Linked DNA regions of Mus musculus: region 1 is linked to region 2. A link is a loop called in an ENCODE intact Hi-C map of the cell type or tissue named here. Cell type or tissue: gastrocnemius. All regions are shown on one strand. Each heading gives the region's core, and the rest is flanking DNA. Links, peaks and the distances in the headings are about the cores only.

Region 1 (9,336 bases), core at 700-8,699, 56 kb after region 2:
TTAAGACAGGGACTTTGTAGTGGAGGCTGGCCCTCAACTCAAGGTGATCCCCTTGCCTCAGTCTCCCAAGTGCTTAGCTAAACAATTTACTTATGGCTATAGTTTGGCTGAGTGTCCCTCAAATGTCTGGGTGTCAATGACTGGGTCTGGAGGGTGGCATTACTAGGAAATAATGAAGCCTAAAGGATGTGGGGCCTAGGGAAGGTCTTTGGTTGCAGGGGCAAGCCCTTGTGGGGAGCAGGAGACCCAGCCTCAGTGTGTAAGTGGTCTCACCCTAAGCCTGGAGTTCACATTTTCTCATCCAGGCTGGAAGCCAGCAAGGACCAGTGTTCTTCCTGTCTGTGTGGTTACGGGCATTTGTGGAGACATCTAGCTTGTTCCATGGGTTCTGGGATCCAAGCTGGAGTTCTCATGATTGCACAGTAATCATGCTCCCCACTGCTGAGCTGTTCTGGTTTGGTTTGGTTTTCTGAAACAGTCTTTCCATCAGCCCAGGTTGGCCTCAATTCCCAGTTCTCCATTTTTTCACCTGTTGCGTGCTGGACCTTTTCGCTTTATAAGTTAAGTGTCTTGGTGTTTCATGGCAGTAACACGAAGCTGAGCAATATACTGATCTTGTGATGAGTTAAGAACTTTTTCTCACTGTAAGCTCCACTTTCCCTACTTGCTTTGGGACTCTGACTCAGAGCCTATCTAAACCTATGTCTCTCAAATTGCAGTTCCCAAGACCCTGAAATAAGGGTCTTTCCTGTTTGTACTTTCTAAGCTTAAATTGATACTTTTGTCTGTTTCAAATCACAAAACAAAATATCTAGTTTTATGTACCTGGGGACTTTGTGTAAGTTCTGTTTTGGTTTTGCCTTAGACAGGTTCTGTCTATGTAGCCCAGACTCTCCTCCAAGGCTCCCATCCAAGCTTTAAGCAGACCTGACTCTGATTAGCTTCTCAGACGAGATCAAGCATGTTCAGGGTGAGGTAGGGGACCCAGACGGCCCTCAAACTCCATCTTCATGTCTCAGTTGTGATGCTGGGGGTTGCTTCTAACGCTTTCATTGGGAATCTGTGAGTCCAAACGCTGATGGTCCTTGTCCCCAATTGGTTTTTGATTGATCAATAAAAGATGCCAGTGACCACTGGTTGGGAAGAGGGAGACAGGGAGGGACCCTTTGATTTGTGCGGGTTAGGACTCAGGAGAGAGGAACAGACAGAGAATCACTATGATGTGGTGGGAGATGGATCAGATTTAGAGCTGCAGGAGAGAGAACCAACTAGTCAGGTAAGAATTCAGGTAAATGGTTACTGGCCACTCCCCTGATTGAGCTTGGGGTAGCTAGGGGAGGATTAGAACTGCTCAGCTTTGATGTGTGTGTGTGTGTGTGTGTGTGTGTGTGTGTGTGTGTGTGTGTCTTTCATTAGTGGATCCAAAGAGTTCCTGGGTGGGTGACTGGAAACACATGACCCATTGGGAGTCAAAGCTGGACTGAGATTACAGGTGTCCATTACTCCAGGCTGATTTATTTTTTGTCACAAGGGGTGAAACTTGATTGTGACAATCACAACTTTGAAGAATAGAAGTGCTCTCAGCAGACAGATAGTCCCAACCGCCAGCACTTTACCTACATTTGGTTTTTAGAGTCTTTTCTTCTTCTTCATGTTTTTGTGGGGAGGAAAGTCCTGTAAGTTTTGTGTTTTAATTATTTATTTTATGTATGTGAGTACTCTGTAGCTGTCTTCAGACACACCAGAAGACAGCATTGAATTCTATTACAGATGGTTGTGAGCTGCCATGTGGTTGCTGGGGATTGAACTAGGATCTCTGGAAGAGCAGTCAGTGCTCTTAACCACTGAGCCTTCTTTCCAGCCCCTAAGGTTTATTTTTTTGTGTGTATGTGAGTGAGCAGGTACCTGTGAAGGCCAGAAGAGGGCACTGGCTTCCCTAGAGGAGGAGTTAGAGGCAGTTATGAGCCATTTGATGTGAGAGCTGGGAACTGAATAAGGGCTCCCTGGAAGAGCACCAAGTGTTCTTAACTTCTGAGCCATCTCTCCAGGCCCATGGGGCAGGAGACCTTTTTTAAGACAATATTTCACACTTCAACACAGGCTAGCCTTGAACTTGAAGCAATCCTGTCTTCTGAGTACTAAGGCTAGTGATGTGAGCCACCACCTTACCCCCATGAAATCTCACTATGTTACCTCCAAGTGGTCTTTAGCTTGCAAGTTCAAGTGCTTCTCCTGCCTCAGTCTCTGAAGTAGCTGGAACCACAGCCATGCACCACACACCTGGAAATTCTCATACATTGTACATTCCTTCTTTTTTTTGCTCTCTGTAAGGCAGTGTCTGGTGGTATAAAGATGAAGTTTACTGGCTCACTGGTTAAGGTCTTGCTGCCAAACCTGAGAACCTGAGTTTGAGCCCTGGAACCCACACAGTGGGAGGAGAGAGCCAGCTCCTGAAAACTGTCTATAACTTTCAGAAGTTAGCCTTGACAAGGTCTGTGAACACACAGAGACAAGACACATGATAAAACATTGCATTTCTAGGATTCCTAAAGGTTTGGGCAACTGGTTATATGCCTATTGATCATCTCTGCTCCCATGGAGTGCCTAGCCAAGTTAGCTGCCAATCTTGTTTCCCCTATTGGTTCTTTTTGTTATGGGGTGGGGTGAGGGTTTGTTGTTTTGTTCCTTTGTTTCCTTATTAGGTTTTGGTTTGTGATTGTTCTGAGACAGATTCAGTTCTCTCTCTCTGTCTCTCTGTCTCTCTCTGTCTCTCTCTGTCTCTGTCTCTCTGTCTCTCTGTCTCTGTCTCTCTCTCTGTCTCTCTCTCTGTCTCTCTCTCTCTCTGCCTCTCTCTCTCTCTCTCTCTCTCTCTCTCTCTCTCTCTCTCTCTCTCTCTTCCTTCCTGTTGCTGAGATAAAATACTCAAAACAAACAACAACCACCACCACAACAAGCCCAGCATCTTAGGGGAAAAAGAGCTTATTTTATCCCAGCTCTCAGTTCCGGCTTACAACGGAGCTTAGGATCAAACTCAGCGAACCATGGAATCAGCGGAGCATCATCCCAGCCCCTGTAGGGGTTCTTGATAGGTTCCCTGATGAGACTTTTATTTTCACCGTCCCAGGACTGAGGGTTAAATTTAGAACCTCAGTTTTTGCCCTCTACCTCTGCATTACAGCACGTCCCTTTCTGCCTCTTTAACGAGCTCTTTGTTAAACATAGATGCGTCTTATCCCTCTCGCTAATTGTTGGGGTGCGAGAGCTGGTGCCGGACAGGAAGAGGATCATATAAATACATCAGACCAGTTAGGTAAGAAGGTCAGGTTTCCAGGCCAGGGGCGGGGCGTGTTCCAGGGCAACTGGTTATATGCTTTTCCAGGGCAACTATTTTGTTCGTCTTTGCTTTTTAGGGAACCAATCAGAATGAGTCGGTTGAAGAATGTTGACCTGTCTACTTCTAGATGAGGGCGTGGACCAGCTAGTTGTGAACTCGCCGCCCTCTCTTGGGCATCAGGCTTAGGGATCGACGTTTCTATGCCTCAGGTGTTACCCTGTGATCTGCGCGTGCTCCCAAGGCTCCCTGCAGGAGGAACAGGTTCCGCGCCTTTACAGCCAGAGGACTGGCACCCAGCCAAGAGTGTAGATGATGCACAGACTTAATTTGCAGGGCCATAGATAGGCATGCAAAGACCCGCAGCCACACTTGAAAATGACAGACCCCAGGACAGACCCCAGGACGCAGGACTGCCCAGGACCTGACACTCGCGTCTCGCCTCGCCTCGTGCACTTAAGTTCACAAGGCACGCGTCCTGGTGAGGACACGCAGTCCCCGCTTCCCTTTAGTCCTCAGCGCAGTTTTCGCTCTGCTACGTTTTAGGGACAGGCGGAAACCGACTGGCATCCGCCGGACTTTGGAGCCTGAGCATGGAGGTATTGCAGGAAGAGGGCAAAGGGGCGACAGGCACCCTGTACGCCATGGCCACAACTCCTAGTGAAGTCCGCGGGGACACGCCCGCTTCCAGGTCTCTGGGGCGGCGGGACCGCGGCGCGCGCTCCTGATTGGCTCGTGCAGTGTCCGCACGGCCGCCAAGCGCCGCCCGCGGACAGAGCAGGGAGTAACGGGACTGTGGTCGCGGGCAGCCCCAGCCACGCACCATGCCCTATCTGCTCATCAGCACTCAGATCCGTATGGTGAGTACCTGGAGTGGGTGACAGCGACAGCCACTCTAAGGGACTTTCCTGATGGTCCCGCAACCGGCCTACCACGCCCCCGCGGCGCGGACACCAGGCAGGGTCAGGCGACTGGATGGGCAGGGAGTTCCGCGGGGACACCCACGACCCGCTTCACAAGCGCTGCAGCCAGGGCCCGCACGCCAAAGGCCAAGCTAAGCTGCGCACACAGCGGCTCACCTGTAGCCCCCTCCAGGCAGGGCTCGTTCTGATGCAGAGAGAATTCGGGTTAGAGGTGGAGAGGGCTGCGGGCAGCCTGGAGAGCACCACGCGGGGGTCTGAGGTCACGCTTCTCTAGGTGAAGTTTCGGGGGGGGACATGGGAGGGAGGTGGTACTGGCTGCTTTATAAGTCTCCTCAAATCCCCTTTCAAAGGATACCTGGTGCCCCCCCACCCCCACAGCTAAATAGCTGGGCGCGCTACCCCATCCTATTCCAATGCCCAGCGGTAGGTACAAATCTAGCTCCCAGGGGATAGCCAGGAGTAGTGGGCTCAGCATGAAACAGGAGAGGTCTTGACAATACCCAAAGGGCCATGAAAACCTGTACAGTTGTTGAAATCTGGATTGCTGGGCACATTCACCTCTCTTCCTCCTCAAATAATTTTTTAAAATTCTTTCCAAGTTTTCTTTCTTTGTTTTTTAGAGTTTTATTTATTTATTTTATGTATATGAGTATACTGTAGCTGTACAGATGGTTATGAGACTTCATGTGGTTGTTGGGAATTGACCGGTCAACCCCAGTCACTCAGGCCCAAAGATTTATTTATTATAAATCAGTACACTGTAGCTGTATTCAGATGCACCAGAAGAGGGTGTCAGATTTCATTGTGGGTGGTTGTGAGCTACCATGTGAGATTTGAACTCAGGACCTTTGGAAGAGCAGTCAGTGCTCTTACATGCTGAGCCATCTCACTAGCCTTCTTTCCAAGTTTTGTGTATGTGTGTGACAGGGTCTCATGTAACACAGGCTGGCCTCAGTTTGTTATGTATTGGAGGCTAGCCTTGCTTCCCAATTACTGGGATTACAGGCATGTCCCACCAGGCATGTCCTACCTGGCTTGGTTCTCTTAAATTATGGAGGTTTTGTTGTCTGTCTGTCTGTCTGTCTGTCTTTCTGTCTGTTTTTTTCCTTTGGGGGGGGCGGGGAGCGGAAATTCAAGACAGGATTTCCCTGTGTAGGCCCATCTGTCCTGGAACTATGTAGACCAAGTTGGCCTTGAACTCAAGAGATCCACCTGCCTCTGTCTCCCGAATGCTGACATCAAAGGTGTGCTCCATCACCGCCCAGCTATGGCTTGCTACATTGTATTGTGTGCTCATCAACTGACAAGCTTTGTGTCCTTTCTGTCTTTAGGCTATTATGAGTAGTTCTGCTAGGAACATATGTTTTTCTTGTTGGTTTGTTTCTTATTTTGGTGTCGGTTGTAACTTGGGAGGTTTACCTGCCTGTGTACAAAATTGTATGTGGACATATGTTCTCATTTCCTTCATTCTCCAAGTGATGCCAATACACAGGAAACCTGGCTGGTGGCACCTGGCTTGAAAGCACTGATAGGCAGTGTTCAGAGGCAACAGGCAGCCTTTTGGGAAGTTAGGGAGGACCCACTGTGCTCCCCTCTCAGTTATGTCCCACCTTAACTGACCTTCATTACCACCTCCCCTTCACCTAGAGCTTCCCCGGGGCCGGGGGAGGGGAAGAGAAGTGGAACTGTGCACATCTGCCTGCCACCCAGCTAAGCAGCTACCGTGGCTTTCCTTGCAGGAGGTGGGCCCCACCATGGTGGGTGATGAACACTCGGATCCGGAGCTGATGCAGCACCTGGGGGCCTCCAAGAGAAGTGTCTTGGGAAACAACTTGTAAGTAGTGGCATCCTTGCGCACCTTCTTTTCTCCCTGGCAGGGTCTTCTGCTTTTCCCTTCACACAGCCATCAAGCCCAGAGGGCAACAGCCCCTGGAGGGCTTGCTCGTCCTCAGGCCCCCACAGGGCCCAGATCACCAAAGAGAGTTTCCCAGCCTTTCTTCACAAGCAGTTTATCCTTAGTGGACGTCTGGGGCACCCCCTCCCAGGGGCTCTGGAAACCAACTGTTCTTGCCTTGTCCTCCCCGCTCAAAATTGGGTCCCATCAACAAAGACAAGCTTCACCTTGAAGGCCTGAGTGACAGAGCCCAGCCCCAGAAACAGAGCAGGACACCTGGGTCCTCTTTTGAGCTCCTGGCTGCCAAGGCACTTGGCCCCTTCCCTCAGGCTCCTTCCCATCATCTCTGTGGCCAAATACTACTGCTTCCCTTTCTGCTTCCTCACCCTGTCTTAGTGTTCTACTGCTGTGAAGAGGCACCATGACCAAGCAGAGTTAGAGGGTTAGTCCATGACAGACATGGTGGGGAGAATGGCAGCAGGCAGGCAGACAGGCGCTGGGGCAGGAGCTGAGAGCTTTATATCCTGATCTGCAGGCAGCAGCAGAGAGAGAAGTGGGGGGGGAGAAAGAGAGAGAGAGAGAGAGAGAGAGAGAGAGAGAGAGAGAGAAGCTGGGCTTGGCATGTAGTACTTTTGAAACCTCAAAGCCCACATCCAGTGACTCATTTCCTCCAAGGTCACACCTCCCAGTCTAATCCAGTTCTCAACCTTCCTATGCTGAGACCCTTTAACACAGTCCCTCATGTTGTGGTGACCCCCAACCATAAAATTATTGTTGCTACTTCATAATTGTAATTTTACTGCGGTTATGAATCATAATGTAAGTATCTGATATGCAGTGTATCTGAGACCCCAGTGAAAGGGTCATTTGATACCCCCCCAGGGATCATGACCTACAGGTTGTGAACTACTATTCTAATTCTTCTCAGATAGTTCCATTCCCTAATAACTATAAGCATTCACATATATGAGCCTATAGAGCTATTTTCACTGGAGCCATCAAACAACTTAAAAAAGAAAGCACTTAATGGGGGCTACATTGAGTAAGCCCATAACCAAAATGACAGGGAGCATGGCAGCAGGCAGGCAGCATAACACTGGGTCAGGAGCTGAGGACTTACATCTAATCTACACACAGAAGGCACAGAAGGTAGACACTGGGCCTGGCATGGCCTTTTCAAAGTTAAAAAAAGCCCACCCCCAGTGACACACCTCCAACAAGGCCACACCTTTTAACCCTTCCCAAAGCAGTTTCACCAACTAGGGATCAAGCATTCAAACATAGGAGCCTGTAGGGTGATTCTTGTTCAAACCACCACACCCTCCCTACTATTGCGGGAGAAGCGCCGAGTGGGTTCACGGATCCTGAGAAGAGCTGTCAGAGACCTAAGTGCAAGAAGGGAAGAGAGAGCCGGACAGTGGTGGCACACGTCTTTAATTTCAGCACTTGGGAGGCAGAGGCAGGTGGACTTCTGAGTTCAAGGCCAGCCTGATCTACAGAGTGAGTTCCAGGACAGCCAGGGCTACACAGAGAAACCCTGTCTCGGAAAAAAAAGGGGGGGGGGTGAAGAGAGGAGACAAACAGATCCCAACCCTTTGGTCAAAGCACAGAGGAGCCACTCGCATCTCTTGCCATTAGAGATTTGCTTCAAGATGACAAGCTGGGGGTTTGGGCCCCTTATCTGCTTCATGCTCTTTACAAATCCAGGCAAATCAAACTTTTTCTGTGACAACAAATGGCAGATGGATCCAGGCACTATCCGTATCTGCAGCTCCAGGATTGCAGGACAACCAGAGAGGAGCCACAGAGGGCAGACTACTCAGAGGAAAGACTAACATCACTCAGCAGCTGCATGGCTCCCCTGGGGCCTGCTACTCAAGGCAGGCAGAGCTAACCAGCCTGTTTTCACATGTGTCGTCAGGAAGAGTAATGGTGTTTTCATCACACTGTTGAGAGAAAACAAGTGTGTAGCAAGGAACAGAACAGGGGCTGTGCACTTCGCCTGTCACCAGGCAAGTGGCCAGCAAACAGGCCTGGCACGGAGTAGACACTTAGCTTTGTATGGGTGCTTGCACCATATGACCTCATGACACTTTCCTGTCTCTTTACAGTTACGAATACTACGTCAACGACCCTCCTCGCATAGTCCTGGACAAGCTGGAATGCAAGGGCTTCCGAGTGCTGAGCATGACAGGGGTGGGCCAGACGCTGGTGTGGTGTCTGCACAAGGAATGAGCTGCTTGAGCTGACCTGTTCAGAGACCGCCATGTGCCCTGCCCACATCCTTGCATCACTGTTTGCCCTGCCTATCTCTTTCCAAATTGTCAACTCCCTTGCCCAATACTGGTGGGCTGTGAACAGCCTAAGGGACCTCGCTCCAGCTGGTTGGGCACAGCAGGCTCCTGCCCTGGTGCTTTCAGCTTCCCCCAGCTAGGCCTGACCCTGGCTCTTGCTGTAGGCCACATGCTGAAGGCAAGCCAACCCGAGGACGAGGACAGTCCCTGGATCCTACACAGCTAATCCAAGCCAATAAAGGGCTCTCACAAGTGGTTGTTCCTCAGTTCTGTTGTGCAGTGACTCTTGAGATGCACCATTCTCTACTGGCCTATCCCCATCCATGGAAGAAGCCCTTGCAGATAGAGCCCAGCCCAAGAGGAAGAAAAGTAGACTGTTTTTAAAAAAGTTTATTGGTGATGATTCAGAAAGGGTGTGGGGTGGGAAGGCTGGAGCCGGGGCTACGTGGGCCGCCCCTCATCTTCCTGCTGCATCTGGGCAATCAGCTGCTGGCGCTCAGCTGCCTGGCGCATGCGCATCATGACGAGACTCTCAAAGTCCCTTTCTGACAGCACTGAGCCCTGGGGACAGAAGAGACAGGAGTTAGGACATGAGGGTACAGCTCCACAGATTATAGACTCAGTATGGGGCCAAGACAGAGCCTAATCTAAAAGCCAAAGAGGGAAGGGCAGAGGAAGGGAAGGACCCAGACATCTTGGATTCCAGCTCCTCCAGGAACCTTCAGAGAAAACAGGCCTGTGCGCCCCAGGCTGCTTCTCCATCAGCTCCCCACAAACTCCCTTTACCCAGGACACACAGCTTCCCATATCCTGCTCTAGTAGAGTCCTTCCTTGTCAATCACTCTCCCTGTGCTGGCCTGGCCCTCCCCCTTCATTTCCTCTCCGCCCTTTATC
Region 2 (9,336 bases), core at 630-8,629:
TCAGGAGTTTAAAATCAATATCTCCTGTAAGTATTCCTTGGATGGAAGGATATCCTGGGAGGGAAGGGATGAATCCAGGAGTGGTTGCCTCTGCTCCTGGGAGAGGATAGAAGGGCACTAGACAAGGCGGTTGGGGGCAGCTTATATAGGATTTCATAGAGGGTGGGGCTTTTCAGGGCAGAGGTTTTTATTTTTATTTTTTTGGTTTTTCGAGACAGGGTTTCTCTATGAAGCCCTGGCTGTCCTGGAACTCACTTTGTAGACCAGGCTGGCCTGGAACTCAGAAATCTGCCTGCCTCTGCCACCCGAGTGCTGGGATTAAAGGCATGCGCCACCAACGCCCAGCTCAGGGCAGAGATTTTGATTTGACAGTTGGTAAGACTTCAAGTCCTGCGTTTGGGGAGCTCAGGGACTGGTGGGCTTCCCTGTCCTTGGTTTGGTGGGTTTTTGTGAGAAGTACAGAGATTGGTAGGTTTTTTGGCTCAAGGATTGGTGGCTTTTTTTTTTCCACCCTCTCTTTTCTGCATCAGGTTCATGGGTTAGGAATGGCTTTGGCTGAGGTACCACCTCTGTGGAGCTACTGGAGAGGAGACATTGCCACCGCGGACAGCTCCTGTGGTGCTAATTCATGAAGTTCATAGGCTGAGGCAGGAAAGGTGCCACCACCATGGACAGCTCCTACGACTGCACCTCTAGCTAGTAGCAGGCAGAATTGGGAAAGGATGTGTTGCCACAGTGGAAAGCTACTCGTGACAGTATCAGGGTAAGACATGGCTGTTTGGCAGGTACTGGCATTTTAACAGCTCATGTTGAGGCATCTTATGGGTAGGTTGGAGCAGGAAGAAGGAGCCAGCAACTGCTTTGACAGCTTGCCCAGAGTCTACATCTACTACACACCAAGTCGAAGGCCAGCCTGGGCTACAGGAGATCCTATTTCAAAAACAGAGACCGAGGATTTCATTCAGGAGAGTGTTCATCTAGCATGCACAAAACCCTGGGTTTGATCCTAAGCATCTGTCTAAACTTAATGTGGTGCACCACAGTGGTTATACTTTTTATTGTCATTCAGACGCCTTGTCAAGTTCTTCCAGGCCATAGCCACCGCCAGTTCTCCCTATTCACAAATTGTGATATGAGCAAACACAGTTGTACACAAGAGATTATCCTAACATCTCTCCTTTATAGTCCAATAAAAGTCTAATTTCTCTAATGCCAATTAACTACATACAATAAGAACAATAATGAGAACTGTCAGGTAGGAATTACATTCAGTGTCTAATCATCTCTGTTTGGCAACTTTGGAAAAAGTACCCCACTATCCTAACTTGGTGAATCTAAAGTTCTGTATTTAAATCACTTTCTACCATAATTGTATGAATCAACCTAAAAACATCATTATTCTCATTGTATGATAATATCAGTTGTGCTGAGGTCTGGGGCCCTGTTAACAGTAGCAATGAAAAGATGGCTAGCTATGCAGCTATCCTAACACCATTTAATAAAATATTTTACCACTATTGATTGGTGATGCCTTGATTATCATATACTAAATTGTTAGTTTTTTATCATTTCAGTTTGTAGGAGGCAGAACAATGAACCCTTAATGTCTACATTTGTAACCCCAGAAATGTAATAATGTTACTCTGTTTAGCCATAGAGGTTTTGCAGATATATTAGCTGGGCAGGCATGCTATCACATACCTGTTAATCCCAGCACTCAGGAGGCTAAGCAGAGAGGATTGTTCCCTAGGCAACATACTGAGACTGCCTTTAAAAAGCAAAATAAAATTCAGAGAGAAGATTACATTCCTGCTGATTCAAATCTGATTGAGCTTGCTTCCCTGGAACTTCAGGTCATTGGGTTACAGATGTGGGTCAGTTGAATACTTGCCTAGTTCAGGAACTCAGAGTTTGATGCTCTGCTCAGTACTACATATACCAGTCATAGTGGTAAGTTCCAGTAGTCCCAACACTCAGAAGGGTCCAAGTTCCAAGTATCTTCATCTACAATGCAAATTTGAGGTAAGCCTGGGCTACATATACCAATTAAAGAACAGACATGACTAAGATTGTATAGTTCAATATTTTTCCAATTACAGTTATATTTTTAGGAATTGTTGGTTCTCTTTTAGAATTCTAGTTCATCTTTTTTCCCAGTTCTTAGGTTTTTGGTTTTTGAAGAAAAGTACTCAGACTAGTTTAAGCATTTTGGGATGTATGGGTTGTGCTAAATTACCAAAAGCAACACCCATGCTGCTGGGCCTCTGAAGAAGTGGAAAGATCTGAAAAGTGATAAGAACGAAAAGCAAGTTTTTGGGTCTTGGGGTATTTGTTTCTTCTACCCCTTTCTATCTCAATTTAACTGAGAATGAATAAACCTTTTCTTGTTTGACAGCCACTGGTGTCCTTTGCCTCTTAAATTTCTAAGCTAAGATTTGCCCAGATTATAATTCTAATTTCCAGGAGGAGCAATTCATTTTTTACCTGCTATCAATCAGTTTGTTTCTTTCTACAACCAAAATGCTTCTTGAACTGGTCTGTCATTGTCAAATATTTAACTCAAACCTCTGTCTCACCTGAAATACTTTTAAGAGGGATTTAGCTCAGTGGTAGAGTGCTTGCCTAGCAAACACAAGGCACTGGGTTAGGTCCTCAGCTCCAAACCAAAAAAAAAAAAAAAAAAAAAAAAAGTTTCATGGAGGAGATGGCAGCTGCCATGAACCCTGGCTACCTGAGTTGAATCTTGAACTTCCATACGTGGTAGAAGGAGATGACTGACCTTCAAGTTGTCTTCTGCCCTCTACTTGTGAAAACAGACACACACACAATGTATTTTTAAACCAAACCAAACCATCCTTTGACGTAAAATAGTATAAGTATAAAATACAAATTTTATCCACTTTAAAACTACTCACAACAGGCAGTGGTGGCGCATACCTTTAATCCCAGCACTTGGGAGGCAGAGGCAGGCAGATTTCTGTTCAAGGTTAGCCTGGTCTACAGAGTGAGTTCCGGGACAGCCAGGGCTACACAGAGAAACCCTGTCTCAAAAGAAAAAAAACTACTCAGCCCTGTGGGCACACACCTGTATGGGGTTGGGAAAAAAAAAAAAAAACAAGCTACATGGGAGTCTGAGGCAGGAAGATTCAAAGTTTAAATGTCACCCTGGGAAATTTATCCAGAGAAACTTAACTAAGGTGTCTCTCAAAATACAAAGTAAATATACATCAAGAATGGTGGCTTTTTTTTGTGCAACCCCAGACGTTGGGGAGCTGAGTCCAATCTGGGTTACAAAGAACCTGTCTCAAAAATAATTACCTGGGGCTGGCGAGATGGCTTAAGTGGTTAAGAGTTCCCACTGCTCTTCCGAAGGTCCTGAGTTCAAATCCCAGCAACCACATGGTGGCTCACAACCATCCGTAACGAAATCTGATGCCCTCTTCTGGAGTGTCTGAAGACAGCTACAGGGTACTTACATATAATAAATAAATCTTAAAAAAAAAATTACCTAGGGCTGAAGAGATGGCTCAGCAGTTAGGAGCACTGAGTCCAGTTCCCAGTAACCACATGGTGGCTCACAACCATCTGTAAATGGAATCACAACCATCTGTAAATGGAATCTGATGCCCTCTGGATGTCTGAAGACAGCTACAGTGTACTCATTAAATATAAGTAATTTTCAGCTAAGCATGCAGCTACGTTGTTGAAGTGCTTGTGTGGCATGCATACAATCCAGGATTCAATCCCCAACACAGAACATAGTAATGTTCCAGCAGTACAGGAAACAAAGGTGGGAGAAGGATTGTCATTCTTGGCATAGAGTTAAGGAGCCGGGCGGTGGTGGCACACGCCAGCACTTGGGAGGCAGAGGCAGGCGGATTTCTGAGTTCGAGGCCAGCCTGGTCTACAAAGTGAGTCCAGACAGCCAAGGCTACACAGAGAAACCCTGTCTCGAAACCAAAAAAAAAAAAAAAAAAAAAAAAAAAAGAGTTCAAGGAGTATGAGATCTTGTCTGAAAACACCTAGATGTATAACAAGAAACATACGAAGTTCCTGGCAAACTCCACAAACCTTTACTTTATTCAATTTTGCTCCTACTTTTCTGGAGTAACCACTACAAAGCGAGAGAAGAAAAAAAACACTAGAGAGTGAGTTATTTCGCTTTAGTTTTTGGTAGTTTTATGAATGTATATATTTAGATTATATCCACCGGTCCCAACCCCCGCCCAATTAAAAGGTTTTTTTTTTCCACCTCGCTGATTCCCACACTGGTTTTCTAATCGCTGGCTCCATTCGCAGGTTTTATCTTTATTCCAGCTTCTTCATCTCTGCCGCCCACAGAGACCAAGAGAACACCTGGTTCCAAAGCATACCATCCCAACTACCAAAGATCCACACTCTGCCAGAACTGGCCAAAGCCTTTCTGACCGAAGTCCACATCCGCTGTGCAAGAAGTTTTGCAGAGGTGCTTCCGCAGCAGTGCATTCTGGGTTATGTAGTCCTGGGCTGATCACATCGTCTTTGCAGACTTGTAGTCCTCAGTCGGGTAACCAGAAAGGCCGGATCAGAACAATCATAAAGGAAGGGAAGAGTGACCCTACGAAATCACTCGGCTTCAAAGCCGTCCGGCATGTCCGTCAGGTTCGCAGCAGAAGCGGAAGTAGGTATGAGGCGGGTCGGAGAAAGGCGTGATGACGTTGCAGCGATAGGAGCGTGAGGATTTGGCGGGATTTCCGAAAGTCGCGCGCCGTGCGCAGATCCGCGCCTGGGCAAAGCCGAGGCGCTCCCACAGGTGTGGCCAGGAAGACTGAAATTTTTCGTAGAAAACCTGACAGAGGAGCAACGAAGCGCGTTCGAGCCGGGTGAAGTGGGGGGAGTGTGGTGTGTGCAGAGCCGGCTGCCCGGAGGAGCGAGCGGCCCGTGGCCGCGGGACAGGTGAGTGTGCGGCGCCGGCGCACCCCTTCCATGGCCGCTCGGCTTCTTGAGCCGGCTCAGGCCAGTGCTCCCGTAGCCAGCTTTGTGGGTCCCCTCTACGCTGAGAAACCGGAGAAAGGCGGAGCAGGGCGACCAACCGACCGACGCTAACTGACCCACTGAATTCGTTGTGGAGAAAACCGACCTGTACTTCAAGCATTTGTTTTGAGACCCGAGGTCACGACCTAGGCTGGGCAGGGCTCGAACTGCTACCCTTAGTCTCCCAATGCTGGGATTTACAAACTTTCAGGTTCACTTCTGTGGTCCGGACGCAGGAAGCTGAGATCAGAGAAAAGTGCTCACAGCTGTTACGTAGTAGGGCCAGGGCTAACAGATTCTTGGTTACTTTAAAATGAGGGTAGTGGCTGGTCTCTCTGGAGACTGAAGTAGAAGGCCCCAGAGTTCAAAGATTGCGTAAGCAAAAGAGTAGCAAAGACCGAGAAATAAAACAAATTTCTAAAGAGAATCTTGGCTAGATGACTCACCTATATAATCGTAGCACTTGGGAGAGGCAGGAGGATGACAGTTTCAAGACCATCCTGAGCCACAAATGGAAGAGCTGTCTCAGAAAAGGAAAAGTGAAGAACAGGGGCTGGAAGGTGGCTCTGCTGTTAAGAGCACTTGCTGCTCTTCCCAAGGAACTGAGTTCAGCTCCTGTACCCACATGGTGGCTTACAACCAACCATAACTCCAGTTCCAGGGGATCCAGTGCCGCCTTCTGACCTCAGATACCAGGCATGCTTGTGGTACGCACACATGTATGCAGGCAAAATTCTCATGAACAAAAAAGAAATCTAAAAGGAACTTCCAAGAAATAAAAATAAAATGAAGTATAAAATACAAAGATGTATAAAATACAAGTGTATACGTGAGTGAATACAAAGTGAATATATTGGGGGCTAGAGAGAGGGCTCAGTGGTTAAGAGCACTGACTGCTCTTTTGAAGGTCCCAAGTTCAAATCCCAGCAACCACATGGTGGCTCACAGCCATCAGTACAACTGCAGTGTACTCATATACATAAAATAAAATCTTTCAAAAACAAGACAACAAAAAAAGAATGTATCTATGTAATCACTAATAGACTGCTGTTACCATGCTATAAACCTCTTGTTATCCTTCCTGGTTTTAGTATTTCCCCCTCACCCTGATGGCTGAACAGTGATTTCTAAAACTGTTCACTAAGGTGGCCTACCTTTAAAAGGCATTATTTAGGCAGGATCTGATTTTGTAACCCAGAAGCTAGTTTGGAACTCGGGATCCTACTGTCTCTGCCTTGTAGGTGCTGGGACTACAGGAGAGTACCACTGTGCCGGCCATATTTTTGGTTTTGTTTTTTTTTTTTTTGATCAAGGATCTTGCATTTTAGCAAAAACTGACCTTGAACTCCCCATCCTGACTCAGCTTCCCCAGCTCATCTTCGCCTGTTTTTAAATTTCATGTAAATATGTCAGTGGTATTGGATGTTTGTTCCATATGCTTGCCAACACTTGATTTTTTTTTAATTTTTTGATTTTTTTAATAATTTATTTTATATGCATTTGTGTTTTGTCTGCATGTATGTCTGTGTGAGGATGTCAAATCTTGGTGTTGTAGACAGTTGTGAGCTGTCATGTGATGCTGGGAATTGAATCTGGGTCCTCTGGAAGAGCAGCCAGTGCTCTCAACCTGAGCCAGTCTCAACACATATTTTATGAAGGTCATATAGTATTTTATGAACTTGGGAATGGGTGTGGGGGCTGCTTTTTGAGATAATTTAACTATGCAGCGCAGCCTGCCCTTAAATTTGTGGTCGTCTTCCTGACTCGCCTTCCAGGTGCTAGGGCAGTCATGGACCTCCATACCAGGCTTTTTTTTTTTTTTTTTTTTCTTTTTTGACAGGGTTTCTCTGTAGCCCTGGCTGTCCTGGAACTCACTTTGTAGACCAGGCTGGCCTCGAAGTCAGAAATCCGCCTGCCTCTGCCTCCCAAGTGCTGGGCGTGTGCCACCACTGCCCAGCTTGAATGATTTCTTTATGTTTGTGTTCTGATTTTCCACCTCTGATTATGCATCTAATTATGTATATAACAAATAATTTCTCTACAGTTTTGAATTTTTTTTTGAGATAGGTAATCCATGCTAATCTCAAACTTGTTATACCCCAGAGGATGAATGGCCTTGAGTTTCTAGTCTCCTTACCTACTTCCCAAATGCTGGGATTACAGACATAACTACCATGCCTGGTTTTATGCACTGCATAGCTTCAAACTCAGGGCTTGGTGCGTGGTAGGCAAATGCTACCAATTGATCTACATCCCAAAGCCCAAAGTTATGAGTGTAAATGTTGTCAGAGCTAAGGGTTTATTTCGGTAGTTATTTAACCTGTCCAGGAACCGGAAATCCATCTTCATCGCTGACAGTAAGATAAATACACTCAGTTTCTTGTTTGCTTGGTGGCACTGAGGATTCGCCCTGGTACCTCTTTTTCATCTCCTGGACAAGGACCGTTCCATAGGCTGCTATATGTATTTCCAGCCTGCGTTTTCAAGGCTGGAAATACTGTTCACTTTTAGATTGTTGTTGCTGTACGTATCTAGTTCAAGAATTCCTCTGTTCCAAGAAGATGGAAATATTCTCTTTTGGAATTTTACTCATCCTGTAGTATAGGAAGAGCTTGGAACTTGCTGCTTTGTGAAAAAAAAAATTTTTTTTTAAATATATTTTGAATGGGCTGTCAGACATGCCTGGGGTGTGTGTTTGTTTGTTTGTTTGTTTGTTTGTTTGTTTTGGTTTTTCGAGACAGGGTTTCTCTGTATAGTTCTGGCTGTACTGGAACTCACTCTGTAGACCAGGCTGGCCTGGAACTAAGAAATCCGCCTGCCTCTGCCTCCCGAGTGCTGGGATTAAAGGCGTGTGCCACTATGCCCCGCTTGTTTGTTTGTTTTAAGCTTATTTTTATTTTATGTGTTTGAATGTTTTGTTTCTGTGCCTGAAAACATAACACTCCTGTGTCGTGTCCGCATGGTCAGAGGGGGTGCTGAATCTCCTAGAACTGAAGTTATAAACACATGAATTTCCTTGTGGGTGCTGAGAACTGAACCTGGATGCTCTCTGTAGAGCAGCGGTTGCTCTTAACCTGTGGATAGGGAGGGCCAGCTGCAGTTCTTCAAAGGTGTGTCGGGAACTAAACTTGCACTTCTTAATTACCCCCGAATGTTTCTCTAGTGTTCACTCATACTGGCGGCTGTCTGTGTTTTTTAGTCATGGCTATGCAAATGCAGCTTGAAGCAAGTGCAGATACTTCAGTGGAAGAAGAAAGTTTTGGTCCACAGCCTATTTCACGGTTAGAGGTATGTTCTTAGTTGCTAAGTATTTTCTGACAATGCTGTAATAAATTGTTCTACCTAATGAAAAAAATTAACCTTTACAGAAATTAAATTAGGGTTTCAGGAGGTTGTCAAGGTTTCTACAGAAAAGCACAGGATTGTAGCTAAAGATGTCTGGTCAAGTCTCTCAACAATTCTCTTCCTACTCTGTTGTCTCCCTAAGAGCTGAACTTTAGAAACGAAGGCCTAGGATCCCCCAGTGGAATCTCTGTGCTACTTATACTAAGTATAAAAATGCTCATGGGGGCTGGAGAGATGGCTCAGCAGTTAAGAGCACTGATTGCTCTTCCAGAGGTTCTGAGTTCAAATCCCAGCAACCACATGGTGGCTCACAACCACCTGTAATGGGATCTAATGCCCTCTTCTGGTGTGTCTGAAGACCGCTTCAGTGTACTTATATGTAATAAATAAATAAATCTTTTTTAAAACTGCTAATGGGGAATTAGTGGTGTAACCCAGGAATGCACATGGGAAAGGGGATCAGCCTCCGTCTGTCTCCACTGGCCCCGGCTGTCATTGGGCAGACCGAAGGGTGTGGGGTTGTTAAGGTGTAAGATTCACCTCTATTTTAGGACTCAACATTAAGAATATGAAGCATTAGCTGGGCATGGTGGCCCATACCTGTAATTCTAGCAGTTGGAAGGCTGAAGCAGAATTCTTTTGGAGGCCAGCCTGGTCTACATAGCAAGTTCCAGGACAAGGCTGTGTGTGTTAAACCTTTCTCAAACAAGCCACAAACAAGTAGCAGCAGCAGAACAAACGAGAGGCTTGGGGAGATGGATCTGTGGGTGAAGTCCATGCCGTGCAAACAGTGCAGACCTCAGTTTGGATCCCAACACACATAGAATCCAGGCAGAGTGGCAAATGCCTGGATTCTTAGAGGATCATTGGGGCTTTCTGGTGAGCCAGTCTAGCCAATCTGTGAGAATCAGGTATAATAAGAGACCCTGTCTCCCAAAATAAATGCCTGAGGCAGACACCCCTGGCCTCTAGGCGTGT

The links. A loop is a pair of places that touch in the nucleus more often than their neighbours do. Peaks named below come from ENCODE experiments on the same cell type or tissue, not always from the same donor. Only the 100,000 strongest peaks of a DNase experiment are listed, where the experiment ranks them.
Region 1: a loop joins it to region 2, with 2.2 times the contacts of the local background. A loop is called at or near these places in 5 of 42 quality-filtered maps.

The regions. Positions count from the first base shown.
Region 1 is chr2:119,163,683-119,173,018 of GRCm38, forward strand. It overlaps Gchfr (GTP cyclohydrolase I feedback regulator), which reads left to right and starts at 4,106. Exons shown (of 3, transcript NM_177157.4): 1 at 4,106-4,191; 2 at 5,994-6,088; 3 at 8,260-8,707. The coding sequence starts at 4,156. The coding sequence ends at 8,383. It overlaps Dnajc17 (DnaJ heat shock protein family (Hsp40) member C17), which reads right to left. Exons shown (of 11, transcript NM_139139.2): 11 at 8,818-9,003. The coding sequence ends at 8,884. In gastrocnemius, for the core only: a CTCF peak has its summit at 4,071; DNase peaks (open chromatin) are centred at 3,665 and 4,053; H3K4me3 peaks cover 1,486 bases; H3K27ac peaks cover 626 bases.
Region 2 is chr2:119,108,100-119,117,435 of GRCm38, forward strand. Knl1 (kinetochore scaffold 1) reads left to right here. Exons shown (of 24, transcript NM_029617.3): 24 at 1-2,398. It overlaps Rad51 (RAD51 recombinase), which reads left to right and starts at 4,715. Exons shown (of 10, transcript NM_011234.5): 1 at 4,715-4,935; 2 at 8,213-8,301. The coding sequence starts at 8,215. In gastrocnemius, for the core only: no CTCF peak of the experiment used is centred there; DNase peaks (open chromatin) are centred at 3,861, 4,501 and 4,682; H3K4me3 peaks cover 1,677 bases; H3K27ac peaks cover 1,081 bases.